Linked DNA regions of Homo sapiens: region 1 is linked to region 2. Evidence: read pairs that join two places in POLR2A ChIA-PET (ENCODE). Cell type or tissue: PC-3. All regions are shown on one strand. Each heading gives the region's core, and the rest is flanking DNA. Links, peaks and the distances in the headings are about the cores only.

Region 1 (2,925 bases), core at 286-2,785, 820 kb after region 2:
CCTCCTCCTCCTCCTCCTCTGCACCGTCCTCCTCCTCCTCCTTCTCTGCCCTGCCCTCCTGCTCCTCTCCTCCCCCTCGTCCTCCTCTGCCCCAGGGCTGCCGGCCGCCTTCTGCCTGGGGGCATCCCTTTCCAACTCGGGACCCCAGAACACAGCCAAGCGCCCACCTGGCGTGTTCCACCTGAGACCGCTGAAGGAGTGGGAAACGGACAAACCAACACGAAGAGACCGGACAGCGAGCCAGGGACCTGTGGGAAGACGTGTCAGGGGTTGTTGAGAGCGTTGGTGGTGAGGGGATAAAAAGTTGTGGGAGAGTGAGGCAGGAGCAGGGCTGCCAGTTAGTTACTTGGCCATCCTATACATACAGAACGAGCACTCACTGTAATACGGAGAACCAGCCGCCTGCGTTCCAGGTGAGCGGGCCCTCTCTAGCAGAGGAGGGTGAGTGTGTGTGTGTTCTTGGCCAAAATTGCAAAGGTGCTCGTCCCAAACTTATATTTGAACACCATATATGGAGCCCAGGCAGGCTGGCTGAACAGTAGTTTTTCACAACAAAATGCTTAAGTTTACACCGGTCTTTCTCTCCACCTCCAATCTCTATTCATGTCCACCCCCCAACCCCCTCCACACACTTGTTTTGTATGTACCGTAGCTTGTCTAAAATGAAATGGTGTAATTCATTCAGAAGGTGCCACCTCTGATGAACAAAATGTCAGTCCTAGATGTTTAATTACAGGCCCAAGCCTGTAGTTGCCTAATTTTCCTTGGCACTGATAACTCCTTGGGTAATCAAGTCCAAATGACCCTTAGCTTTTCAAGACAACATAATTATGTCTTAATTACTATAATATATTTTTTCCCTCAAACTAATGGGACAGGACCTGGATATGTAGGGTATTAAGTAGTTACTTACGAACATTTTAAGATGCTAGATGATACAGAAATGATTTATTGATCCAAAATACTTAAGGGGTAAATGTCAAACAGATTTAGAGTGTGGATTATTTCAACGTGAACTAAAGTGATGGTAATTTGTACATCACACTATTTGTTTGAAAATGCTGTATTTGAAAATCAAGAACGTTGTTTCAAATCAAACTCAGTTCTGGCAAACTATTAAAACACATACACCAAAAAACAGTCCATTGCAAGTGGCTCCCCTCAAAACATCTGGTACTGAAAAACACCACATCCTGTGAATTACATATAGCAAATGGGCAAATGTCACCCTTAATGCATTGGCAATTATAATGGGACTAAGGGTAGATGACCCAGATAAAGTAATGGTGAATAAATTGTAATGCAATGAATAAAGGATTTAAATGACACATAACATGACTATTTAATTAGGTACCTAGAACCTAGGTAGTTGGAAATACTGAAGAAGCTCTTCAGTATTCCCTCCGTTTCCTCTTTTTTTATAGCCTTGTGTTACATAAGTGTCTGTTTTTCTACTTCCCCCACAACACTTTGCAAAGTTCTTTGCCCATAGTCCAAATGTTTGTTTAAAAACAAAAATAAAATGGGCACAGCCATTTGTAGAAAGGAATTTAGAAGCTCCCTAAGTGTAAAGCATGTTTCAAAGGATTGCAATAATTATGCCTATATTTAAAATATTTTAGTGAAGAACCTTACATACAAAAATATAGAATTATAAAAAATGCAATATCATTACAACCCAATTCATGTTAGTAAAAATAGAGAGTTCATTGTATCAACATAGCTGACATCACTGTCAGCAATGCCAACCACTATTCTAAAGGCTTGAATAAATATGCTAAGAGTGGCAGAAAAGAACTAAAGTTACTAAGTGCATGATAAGTGCCAGACACTGTGCTAGATGTTTTTTATAACTGATATCTCATTTAATTCTTACAAATATCTCTGAGATTATTTTTATCCCTATTTTACAGCTAAGGAGACTGAGGCATAGGTAAGTAATATGCTACCAGGAAGAAGTGAAGTAGTATTAGAATTAAATCCTCATTCTAAAGTGCATATATACTTTTACCATACTAATCTGTCTTATTTTCTCTACATTAAAAAAAAGTGGCATTCAAAAACTGTATTCATTGGGCGCTTTTGGTTTTAAGTAACTGGTATGCACTCAGGTTACCTCAAGTAACCAAGGTAAAGAATACATGTGGAAATAAGACCAGAGGCTTACCTGGCTTGTCAGATCATCCTTTGTAGGCATGGTGGGCGGGGCCTGTGCCTTTGAAAGCTAGGGGAATGGGAAAGGTACTACCCCCTTGACCACATTCCTATAAGTTTTGTAGTTTAACCATTGATATTTTAATCATGTATTTTACAATGCTTTTTAAATGTCTTCTTTATTATAGCCTTAATAACAATCATGTTACCATATTCCATTCAACATTGATTTTAAGGGTAAAGACCCAGAGGAGGTAGCTGCTTCTGCCTGCTTCCTACACCATCCCTCCCCCAACCCAGTGGTGTGCTGGTAAACATTTAACAACCAGATCTGGATGAAAGGGCTAGGGGCCCTGATCTACAGTATTAACCAATTCACATGGTACAAATACTCCCACCAACCAGATGTCTCTGAAGGCAGGGTTGGGAAGGGATCCACACAACCAGTTTTTGGGGCCGTAGAGCCAGCTCTGGCATACCACAGCTGCAACTCATGAAATGTCTTCAGAACACACAATAATTCAAGTTGTGTAACCACAGCTCTTTGTCTCTCTGCCTGTATTTCCACTTCTGTTCCCACAACCAGGTGCCAACTCTCTCCATATATCTCATAACCAAATGCCCCAGGGGGGAGAATCTGATTCTATCACCATTCTTATATTGAGTCTGTCTCACAAGCCACTGGCCGCCCCCGATCCAGGTGCTAGTTCTTCAGTTGTGGCTAAGATGGGAAGGTCACATGCCAACAGAACATGGCCACCCATCCTAAAT
Region 2 (2,925 bases), core at 257-2,756:
TTCATTGATGTTTTCTGCCAGAATTAATTATAACTTAGTGGTTGTCAAATGGTAGCTTTCTAATTTGATCATTCTTTCTGTATTTTTTGGCATGGTTTCTACTTTAAGGAAGAGGTTTCTCTTCTGCTTTATTCACTCATTCGCTCATCCATCCATTCATTCATATCAGTGTGGATTCAAAATAAGTTGTAATCTACTACTATCATTACTTATTTTGATGTTCAAATTGTCCAATATTTGGACAGCAGGATCCCTTCTAAATAGAGTTTGAATCCATGTCTTTCAGAGCTGGATATTCTTTCCTTATACCATTTAGATTCCTATAAATAAAGAAAAAGTAAAGCAAAATTAGAAAAGCAATGAAGTAGGTGTACTGCCTGGCATAGATTCCTCAGGCTTTGAAATCACCGGTTCTTAATTCAAATCCTGGCTCTCTCTTGTCTTAGTTGAATGATACTGGGCAAGTTGTCTGGCTTGCTCTGCCCTCATTTACTTATTTTAAAGTGAAGGGGATAAGATTTATCCTAGTAGGTTGTAAGAATTACAAAAGATTATGTGCTGTGTTTAAAAGATATGACACAGTGCCTGGCACACAATTAGTATGCAGTAAGTGGTAGCTATTGCAAACTATTAATAATTATAAGCCACACTTTCCTCACCTCTAAAATAGGGACACAAATCTATCTCCCAGAATTGTTTAAAAGATTCAATGAAGCAGCATATGTAAAACCACTTAGCACATATAAGTACTCAAAAAATGTAACTATTATGATTAATATTATTATTCTCTGAGCTTCGGTTTCATTATCTATAAAAGGGCAACAATTTGCATGTCACTGACTTGTTGTGAAGATTAAATGAAATTACATGTGTAACACTCCCAGCCCAGTGACTGGCCTTTAGAAAGTACACCATAAATAGGAATTAATGTTATTGAAAAGCGGACTTAAGACATCTGGAGAAGTTTTACAGAGGCAAAATAGCGCTTCAACTAAAGAAAATCACTCTTGTACTTATGTGCATGTGTGTGTGGATGCGAGCATCCATATGAAAAGCCAATGCCTCTTGCTTATCTCTCTGAGTTTGAATCTCTTTTTTTCCTGGATCACTATGTGCTGCTCTGGGTTGAAGAGAAGGCATACTTAAAAGTAATTTGTTTGGTCAAGTGCAGTGATTTAGAGATGCACTCACATTCCCTAACCTCATTTTTATCCACTTGCCTCTAACGGGGATTCTAATCAGCCTCCCCACTGATTTACTTCACTTCCTGTAATAAAAGAGCACTCAGAATTGACATGAAAGCCAGGGAAGCAGTCACCAAGGGATCAGCACCTCAGCTGAAATGGATAGAAGGCTATTTTAATAGTAAAAGCAACAGATCAACATGAATGTTTGTAAGTTAATAAGTTCTGCATTTGTTTAAACTTTCTGTTTTCATTTCAAGCAAATAGCATTCAGTGGGTCTGGAGCCAAGCAGGTCCAACACCAAAATAACTTTCTCCTTCATAACTAGGGCTGGTAACTGGTCTCAAAAATAGGGAAATAGTGCTGGGAAAACCCCACTGACAGGTTGTCTCAGAGAGAGGTTCAAGTGGCTTGATGCCAGCCTGGTAACTACCCCATCTTACTCATTCATAGCAAATGTCAAAGACATTTCATAACCAAACATTTTATAAAAATGGCATAGTAAATTCAATGCTTTAAACACAGCCTGGGAGGTGCTGAGGCTCAAATAACAATGAATCAGAAACTTTTTTTTTTTTTCCCTGATGACATGGCATATGTTGACTATTTTTTCCCCTTCTGTGTTTTTTTTTAAATTTTTTCTCGTCTTTCTAAATTTTTATTTATTGATTTATTTATTTATTTTTGAGACAAAGTCTCACTCTGTCATCCAGGCTGGACTGTACTGGCATGATCTTGGCTCACTGCAACCTCCATCTCCCGGGTTCAAGCGATTCTCATGCCTCAGCCTCCTGAGTAGCTGGGACTACAGGCATGTGCCACCATGCCTGGCTAATTTTTATATTTTTAGTAGAGACCATGTTGGCCAGGCTGGTCTCGAAGTCCTGACCTCAAATGATCTGCCCGCCTTGGCCTCCCAAAGTGCTGGATGACAGGCATGAGCCAACGCCCTAGCCTTTTTTTTTTTTAACTTTATTTATTTATTTATTTTGGCAGGGTCTCACTCTGTCACCAAGGCTGGAGTGCAGTGGCACTCTACCTCCTGGGCTCAAGCAATCGTTCTGCCTAATTTTCTTATTTTTATTTTTATTTTTTTGGTAGAGACGAGGTCTCACTATGTTGCCCAGGCTGGTCGCGAACTCCTGGCCTCAACTGGTCCTCTTGTCTTGGCCTCCCAAAGTGCTGGGATTACAGGAGTAAGCCACCATGCCCAGCCACAAGATTCGGGAACTATTTTTTTTGGGGGAGCCAGGCACTGTGCTTAACATACTACATGGGAGCTAAATGATAAGAATTTGGCATGGTGCAGTAGCTCATGCCTGTAATGCCAGCACTTCGGGAGGCCAAGGCAGTTGGATCACCTGAGGTCAGGAGCTCAAGACCAGCCTGGCCAACATGGCAAAACCCCATCTGTACTAAAAATACAAAAATTAGCCAGGTGTGGTGGCACACGCCTGTAATCCCAGCCACTTGGGAGGCTGAGGCAGGAGAATCACTTGAGCCTGGGAGGCAGAGGTTACAGTGAGCTGAGATCACACCACTGCACTCCAGCCTGGGCGACAGAGCAAGATTCCATCTCAAAAAAAAAAAAAAAGAAAAAGAAAAAGAAAAAAAGAATCTATGAACACAAAGAAGGCAACAACATACCTAGAGTCTACTTGAGGTGAGGTGGGAGGGTGGGAGGAGGGAGAGGAGCAGAAAAGATAGCTATTGGATCCTGGGCTTAATACCTTGGTGATG

What was found. Peaks named below come from ENCODE experiments on the same cell type or tissue, not always from the same donor. Only the 100,000 strongest peaks of a DNase experiment are listed, where the experiment ranks them.
Region 1: POLR2A ChIA-PET joins it to region 2 with 6 read pairs; 1 of 35 experiments calls an interaction of 5 or more read pairs at or near these places.

Annotation. Positions count from the first base shown.
Region 1 is chr12:65,275,608-65,278,532 of GRCh38, reverse strand. No RefSeq gene overlaps it. Among named protein-coding and RNA genes, the nearest start is that of MSRB3, 1.6 kb to the left of the region's middle. In PC-3, for the core only: no CTCF peak of the experiment used is centred there; no DNase peak of the experiment used is centred there; H3K4me3 peaks cover 56 bases.
Region 2 is chr12:66,091,399-66,094,323 of GRCh38, reverse strand. No RefSeq gene overlaps it. Among named protein-coding and RNA genes, the nearest start is that of LLPH, 38 kb to the left of the region's middle. In PC-3, for the core only: no CTCF peak of the experiment used is centred there; a DNase peak (open chromatin) is centred at 1,613; H3K27ac peaks cover 727 bases.